2 separate regions of the Homo sapiens genome follow, and region 2 is linked to region 1. A link is an interaction called in ENCODE POLR2A ChIA-PET data of the cell type or tissue named here. Cell type or tissue: K562. All regions are shown on one strand.

What was found. ChIA-PET counts read pairs that join two places held together with the same protein. Peaks named below come from ENCODE experiments on the same cell type or tissue, not always from the same donor. Only the 100,000 strongest peaks of a DNase experiment are listed, where the experiment ranks them.
Region 2: POLR2A ChIA-PET joins it to region 1 with 9 read pairs; 2 of 35 experiments call an interaction of 5 or more read pairs at or near these places.

Annotation. Positions count from the first base shown.
Region 1 is chr15:64,379,406-64,383,405 of GRCh38, forward strand. PCLAF (PCNA clamp associated factor) reads right to left here and starts at 2,036. Exons shown (of 4, transcript NM_014736.6): 1 at 1,921-2,036; 2 at 1,553-1,633. The coding sequence starts at 1,966. RefSeq lists an enhancer at 1,697-2,207. In K562, a CTCF peak has its summit at 1,883; DNase peaks (open chromatin) are centred at 1,396, 1,856 and 2,156; H3K4me3 peaks cover 2,030 bases.
Region 2 is chr15:64,260,573-64,264,572 of GRCh38, forward strand. The region is part of intron 2 of CSNK1G1 (casein kinase 1 gamma 1); the gene reads right to left. Among named protein-coding and RNA genes, the nearest start is that of CSNK1G1, 94 kb to the right of the region's middle. In K562, no CTCF peak of the experiment used is centred here; no DNase peak of the experiment used is centred here.

The DNA.
Region 1 (4,000 bases):
CTGGGGTCAAATCTGCAGTAAGCTGTGATTGCACCACTGCACTCAAGCCTGGGCAACAGAGTGAGACCCTGTCTCAAAAAAAAAAAAGAAAAAAGAAAAGAAAAAGAAACTTAGTCTAGTGGTACAGGGTATAAGTTACTCTAAAAAAATTCATCAACTTCTATTTCCTTTTATCTGAAGAGATAGAAATAGTAAATGTTTTCTAATGAAATGTTTATAATAGGGAGAAATTTGAATTGACTTTAAAACCCATGAAGTCCTAAACAGTGTTCACCTTTATGTTCTTAATTAAATCTTGTAGCGTTAATCTCCCTGTCTGCCAAATTTCCTACTGAAAGGAATGAGGCACCAGATGGCAGGGCATTTTCTCATCTACTCCACGCACAGAAGGAGCAGCGTGAAGCTATTTCCTTTGCCGGGTTTCACTCCTACTCTCCCAAAGACAGTATTAGGAGCTGCAAAGTTGGAGAAAACCCACAGACATCATACTCAAACAAACAAACAAACAAAAAAGAGTAAGGAAGAAAGGAAAAACAAGCAAACAAAAACAAAAACATTTTTATTAAAGTTTAGTAGACATTGCAATGAGCACTCAGCACTGTTAACGATTGTTCAAACCCTTAATCTACTAAGGGGGCTTTTAAATAGCCTCTAACAATATTTAAATAGCCTCTGTTATTATTAAGAAAAATAATAGCTGGGCGTGGTGGATCACGTCTGTGTTCCCATCACTTTGGGAAGCTGAGGCAGGCAGATCATGAGGTCAGGAGTTTGAGATCAGTCTGGCCAACATAGTGAAACCCCATCTCTACTAAAAATACAAAAAAATTAGCTGGGTGTGGTGGCGTGCACCTGTAATCCCAGCTACTCAGGAGGCAGAGGCAGGAGAATCGTGTGAACCCGAGAGGCGGAGGTTGCAGTGAACCAAGATCACACCGTTGCACTGCAGCCTGGGCAACAGTGCAAGACTCTGTCTCAAAAAAAGAAAGAGAAAGAAAAAGGAAAATACTAAACCAAAAAACAAAAATTGATAGGCTGGCTGTGGTGGCTCATGCCTGTAATCCCAGTAGGAGGATTGTTTGAGCCCAGGAGTTTGAGACCAGCTTAGGCAACATAGTGAGACCCCCATCTCTACAAAAAATAGAAAAAAAAGCCCGGCGTGGTGGCATGTACCTGTAGCCCCAGCTACTTTGGAGGCTGAGGTGGGAGGATTGCTTAAGCCCCATAAGTGGAGGATGTAGTGACCAGTGATTGCACCACTGCACTCCAACCTGAGCAACAAAGAGAGGCCCTGTCTAAAAAAAGAAAAGAAAAGAAAAATAGGCTTGAAGATAAGGTGTGTCGGTCCTTAACTCCAAGGCTTGAAATTCCCTTCCATGAGACCTCCCCCCCACCTCTACCCTAGCCGGCCAAAAGGCCCAGCCTCTCTTATTATATCACAGGGCAAGGAAGAAATTCGGGCGTGAGTACCTCAAGAAAAAGAAATTCATGGCAAGCCAGGGGCTTGCAGGTGCCAGGACTGATCCCCTAACTTTAGGAGGGCTCTTCTTACCTTTCCTCGATGAAACTGATGTCGAATTAGTGGCAGAGGTGGAAGAACCAAGCACCTTTCTGGGGGCTCGAGCAGCCACCACTGTGAAGAGAGGCAAAAAAGGGTGTTCAGAAGGGGCAGGAGGGTTCCGACACCGAGTCCTGGACCCCAGCAGCTTGGAGAGGAGAGCCTGGCGATCCAGAACAGCAGGATAACCTTACCCTGCCCCTGCGACTTCCTCTTCTAGGTAAAGGGGCCAGGCGGCTACTCCCTGGCTAGCTAGATGAGTTTGGCGCACAGGGCCCAGGGGGACCTCTGGCGTCTGTCGCCCGTGGCCAGGCTGCCGGGAGGACCCCCCCGCCCTCCAGTACCACACTCGATCGCCTCACCTTTTCTGTAAGTGCCTGGAACACTGTCTGCTTTAGTCCGCACCATGTTCAAACAAGAAGAGAGGAGAGGAGAGAACGAACTGACTTCCCAGCCGAGGGTGTTTCACTGGACAAGGACCCGAAAACTATCCCGCCACAGTTTATATTGGTCTCTTTCCCGCGCGCTCCAAGGTCTCTCCCGAGCCACCGCTCCCATTGGTTCCGCGCCGTTCCCCCTGAACCAATTGCCAATGCCCAGTGGTGACAGCGGCGAGGCTTCTTGCAGCGCGAATCCGTCCATCAACACGCAAAGGCCTAGGATTCGTAGGCGCCCCAGGTGGGCGGTACCAGGACTCTCCAGGGGTACCCGACTAGTGGGTGCTAAGTTTCTGAACTACAGAAATGAGCCTGCTTAGAAAAGAAAACCTAGCAAAGACAGCGAATTACAAACGATCTTCAAAAGTTACTATAGCTTTAAGTCCATAATGATTGACTCCTGGAGGTGAAACCTGAAATTAAGCGGACTTTTTGATGCAAATCAAAATTAAAAGAACTTGAGAACTTTCCTTTAGTCCCCCAGGCATGAACTCTTTGTACAGCATCCATACTAAAACAATTCTATGGAATGGGGAAAAGGAAGCTAATACAACTTGTTTACAAGGGTTTTTTTAAATGTCTTTAGGATGATGTGAGACTAAACAAAAACTAGGGGGATTGTATATACATACACACATAAAAAGAAACTAATAAAACGTCTTCTTGAGAACCGAATGGTGTCAGAGCTCCTAAATAATCTGCCAAATCTGCCAGGAGCGGGGACTCATGGCTGTAATCCCAGCACTTTGAGAGGCCGAGGCGGGCAGATCGCTTGACCCCAGGAGGTCGAGACCAGCCTGACCAACACGGTGAAACCCGTCTCTACAAAAAATATACAAAAATTAGCCGGGTGCAGTGGCATGTTCCTGTAATCCCAACTACTCGGGAGGCTGAGGTGGGAGGATGGCTTGAGTTCAGGAGACGGGAGATTGCTTGTGCCTAGGAGGGAGAGGTTGCAGTGAGCCATAATCACACCATGCACTCCAGCCTGGGCGACAGAGCGAGATCCTGTCTCAAAAAAAAAAAAGAAAGAAAGAAAGAAAAGAAAAGAAAGAAAGAAAAGAAAAGAAAAAAGAAAAGAAAGGCAAGGCAAGGCAAGGAAATGAAATGAAACGAAACGAAACGAAAAGACCCTGCCAAATGTGGTAAGACCACATCGCTGTCACACAGTGAGCATAACTCTAGGATAAAGGGTCATAATTTTTTTCTATCTTTATGCTTACCTTCTAATTACTCACAACACCCCTGGGGAGTGATTTTCACTCTCTAAATACCATACATAAAACAGAATCGGTCAGGCATGGTGGCTCACACCTGTAATCCTAGCACTTTGGGAGGCCGAGGCAGGCAGATTGCCTGAGCTCAGGAGTTCGAGACCAGCGTGGGCAACATGGTGAAACCCAGTCTCTACTAAAATAAAAATAAAAATAAAAAATAAAAAATTAGCTGGGAGTGGCGGCATGTGCCTGTAGTCCCAGCTACTCTGGAGGCTGAGGCAGGAGAATTCCTTGAACCCGGGAGGCGGAGGTTGCAGTGAGCCGAGATCACGCTACTGCACTCCAGCCTGGGCGACAGGGCGAGTCTCCGTCTCTAAAAACAACAACAAAAAACAGGATCAGATGAACTTGCTTTGGGATGTATTCTGTTAAATGCTCACTTGAAAGGCTACTCTAGAAGTGTAAACACAGCATTAATTCTCTCCAATGAATTGCTCGAACTTAGAATTAGGCTACTCAGTACTTTAACAGAATCAACAACTGCACTCTGTAACACAGATTTAAGGAATCTAGGCAACAGGTTAAATTAACACAATAATAGAAAATGTATTGGCAATTACCTGTAGTTTTGTCTTAACCTTGGTATCTAAGGTTACAGCCAAATCAACCGGAAAAATCCACAAGACCCAGGGCATTCCTTTGTTTTTTGTCCTCATGGCCCATCTCATTGCACAGTGGTTTTTTTGTGTGTGTGTTTTTTTTTTTTTGAGATGGAGTCTCACTTCTTC
Region 2 (4,000 bases), 120 kb before region 1:
ACTAAAAATACAAAAATTAGCCGGGGGTGGTGGTGAATACTTGTAATCTCAGCTACTTGGGAGGCTGAGGTGGGAAAATCGCTTGAACCCAGGAGGTGTAGGCTACAGTAAGCCAAGATTACACCACTGTACTCCAGCCTGGGCAACAGAGTGAGACTCCATCTCATAAATAAACAAACAAACAAAAAAAGCTGCTTACAATACAAATTCTCATTTACAAACCTCTAGACAACAGAAGGCCCTCTGCAATATAACTACATCATTAAACTTTTCATACTGCCATCAGATTGCGAGTACCTTTACGTGTCAAAGAGTACACTAATTTAGGAATAATTTTTGTCTGCAAGTAAGATAAAAAGAAGACTAACAGGTTGGTTTCTTAGGTCAAACACCTCAGAAACCATAAGATGAATAACTTCTTTTTTAGGGGAGCACAAGTCAAAAATAGGCATTTCTCTCATATATATAGTGTTTGCATTAACCTTCTAAAGGTTACTTTATGTTTCTTATTAATGTTCCCACCAAAGCCATTTTAAAATATATTTCATGAAATTATAAAAAGGATAGTAATAAGTAAGAGAGGAACAGATGAGGCAGTAACAAACAGCCAATTCCCAGGCCGATTAAAACTTTAATTTGGCCCAGGACTTCTTGCACACCAGATGTGACTCTGCGCAAAGATTTTTCAGGACAGCTCTTCCTGAAATGAAATGAGCATTGTTACTGTGACTTAAAACTAGTTTTAGGGCCAGGTGCAGTGGCTCATGCCTGTAATCCCAGCACTTTGGGAGGCTGAGGTGGGTGGATCACCTGAGGTCAGGAGTTCGAGAACAGCCTGGCCAACATGGTGAAACTCTGTCTCTACTAAAAATACAAAAATTAGTTGGGGGTAGTGGTGGGCACCTGTAATCCCAGCTACTCAGCAGACTGAGGCAACAGAATCACTTGAACCTGGGAGGCAGAGGTTGTGGTGAGCTGAGATCATGCCATTGCACTCCAGCATGGGAGAGAGGAACAAAACTCTGTCTCAAAAACAACAACAACAAAAAACAAAACAAAACCAACTAATTTTAGCACAGGCTTAACCCTAAGAACTTAATTACAGCTCACACTTGTAATCCCAGCACTTGGGGAGGGCGAGGCAGGTGGCTCAAGAGGTCAGGAGTTGGAGACCAGTCTGACCAACATGGTGAAACCCTGTCTCTACTAAAAATACAAAAATTAGGCAGGCGTGGTAGTGTGCACCTGTAATCCCAGCTACTCAGGAGGCTGAGGCAGGAGAATCGCTTGACCTGGGAGGCAGAGGTTGCAGTGAGCCGAGATCGCACCATTGCACTCCAGCCTGGGCAACAGAGCAAGACTCCGTCTCAAAAAAAAAAAAAAAAAAGCCATTAATACCATTTTTCCCTGTTCCTACTTCCTGTATAATTGCAGAACATCAATGCTATCTTAAAGTTTAAAATGAAAGGTTTTATGACCTGATAAGATCTGTGATTTTGCATGAGCATTGTGAGGTAGTACAAGATTAACTAGAAAAATAAGAGAACAGAAGTAGGGAAAAGCATGTGAATATTTAATGCCCATCTACACAGATACCAGACATCTAAGATGAGCAACCTCAGTTCTCACCCTTCATAGACTGTATTCTAGCTCCTCACACAAGGTCTTGTATGTGGTGGCTCAAAAGTGTGTCAAATAAATCACATGATATAGTGAGTGTTAAAACAGAAATACAAATGAGTCAGTAGAAGAGCTTGGATACGGAGGGTAGTGAATTTGGGCACAAGCAGCACTTGAAGTGAGTCCTGACGGATGAACAGAGGAGAGAATAAAAGGCATTTTCTATTTTTAAAAAATACTAATTTGAACAATGATATGGATAAATGATAGAAAATGCACAGGATGTGATATACTGTGGGTAGACCCATATAATCGGAGCACATAGTGTGTGGGAAGAAACAGAAGAAAAGCCATAAACATCCACTAAGCTAAGGACAGGTTATGAATAATATCCAATGCCAGGTCCCCACTCTGAGGTATGTACCTGTGGGTACTTGGAAGTGTGCCAAGGCCTTTGTGCACTAAGCTACAGGACAAGTAAGATACACTTTTCTTGGATCCTAATTTTCATTTGAAGATTTGGATAAAGTCTTTTTATTTACATAAAAACAAACCTACTATATTATAGAAATTGTGCATAGATTTCTTTTGAAGAAAAAGATGCAGTCAGGCGCAATGGCTCACGCCTGTAATCCCAGCACTTTGGGAGACCAAGGTGGGTGGATCACCTGAGGTCAGGAATTCGAGACCAGCCTGACCAACATGGAGAAACCCCCGTCTCTACTAAAAATACAAAATTAGCCAGGTGTGGTGGTGCATGCCTGTAATCTCACCTAATTGGGAGGCTGAGACAGGAGAATAGCTTGAACCCAGGAGGCAGAGGTTGCAGTGAGCGGAGATCACACGACTGCACTCCAGCCTGGGCAACAAGAGCAAAACGCCATCTCAAAAAAAAAAAAAAAAAAAAGCAAGAGTTCAAAGAAATCCTGGGCACTTACATATTTGTTTCTTCCACAAGAAGTCTTGAGGAGTCTCATCATTCAGTGTGCAACCTTTTTCTTTTTTCTTTTTTTTGAGACAGAGTCTCGCTCTGTTGCCCATGCTGGAGCGCAGTGGCATGATCTCAGCTCATTGCAACCTTTGCCTCCATGGTTCAAGCGATTCTCCTGCCTCAGCCTCTGGAGCGGCTAGGATTACAGGTGCGCGCCAACATGACCAACTAGTTTTTGTATCTTTAGTAGAGACGGGGTTTCGCCATGTTGGCCAGGATGGGCTCGATCTCTTGACTTCATGATCCGCCTGCCTTGGCCTCCCAAAGTGCTGGGATTACAGGTTTGAGCCACCGCTCCCAGGCTCAGTGTGCAACCTTTTCCTTATTTTTCCTGCATTTAGCTGGGCAGCCGCTTTTCACAGTGCAGTTGACTTTCAACTAAATTTTCCATTTTTAGCCCCTTCTGCATCCCACCTTTGTGAAGTTCCTAGTGTCTCCAATTCCTAAGCCTATCTGGTATATTTTATAGCATTAACCGGCCTGCCCCTTCAGGCACTCAGCCTTGTCTGGAGTGCTAAGTCAGTTACCACCTAACCATCTGTGTTTCAGCTTCCAAAATTTTGTTAACATTTCTCAGTCTGTTTTCACTTTCTCTTCCATTTTTTTGGTTCCTTGTGGTTTTATGCCTTTTTGTTTACCAAAAAAAAAAAAAAAAAAAAAAAAAGCCCTTTTCTAAATATACTTTCTAGTCTTAAGACTAAGCCAGCACCCAATTTCATAAACTTCTACCTATAATTATTTATGCATATATTTTTTACTTCCACTCGGCAGTAAATTTCCAGAGGACAGTAACGTTTAATTCATCTTTTTATCCCTAGAAACAAACATAGTATCTGACATTCAGTAGGTAAGAGATGCTAAAGTGAACAACTTGACTTGATATATGTAGAAAGTTCTTGTGAGAAAGTTCTTGGGTGATAAAAAAGAAAGGCTAGTTTAGAATAAGATTATAGATAATCCTAAATGCAAATATAGGAGTTTTAACTTCATTCTTCGGTTTGCTGTGAACGAAGGGGAAAAGCAAATGGTGAAAGTTGTATTTTTACAATATTAATCTGACAACTATATGAGAACAAATGTTTAAAAATCTGAAGAAATGGAATAGTTCCTGGAAACATACATACAACCTACCAAGATTGAGTCAGAAGAAATAGAAAACCTGAAGAGAATAACAAGTAATAAGATGGAAGCAATGATAAAGACTCCCCCAGCAAAGAAAAAGCCCAGGACCTGATGGCTTCACTGCTGAATTCTATCCAACATTGAAAGAAAAAATATAAATTCTTTTCAAACTATTTCAAAAAACCAAAGAGGAGGGGAATAATACTTCTAAACTTATTCTGAGTCCAGCATTACACTGATACCAAAACCAGGCCAGGATAAAACAAA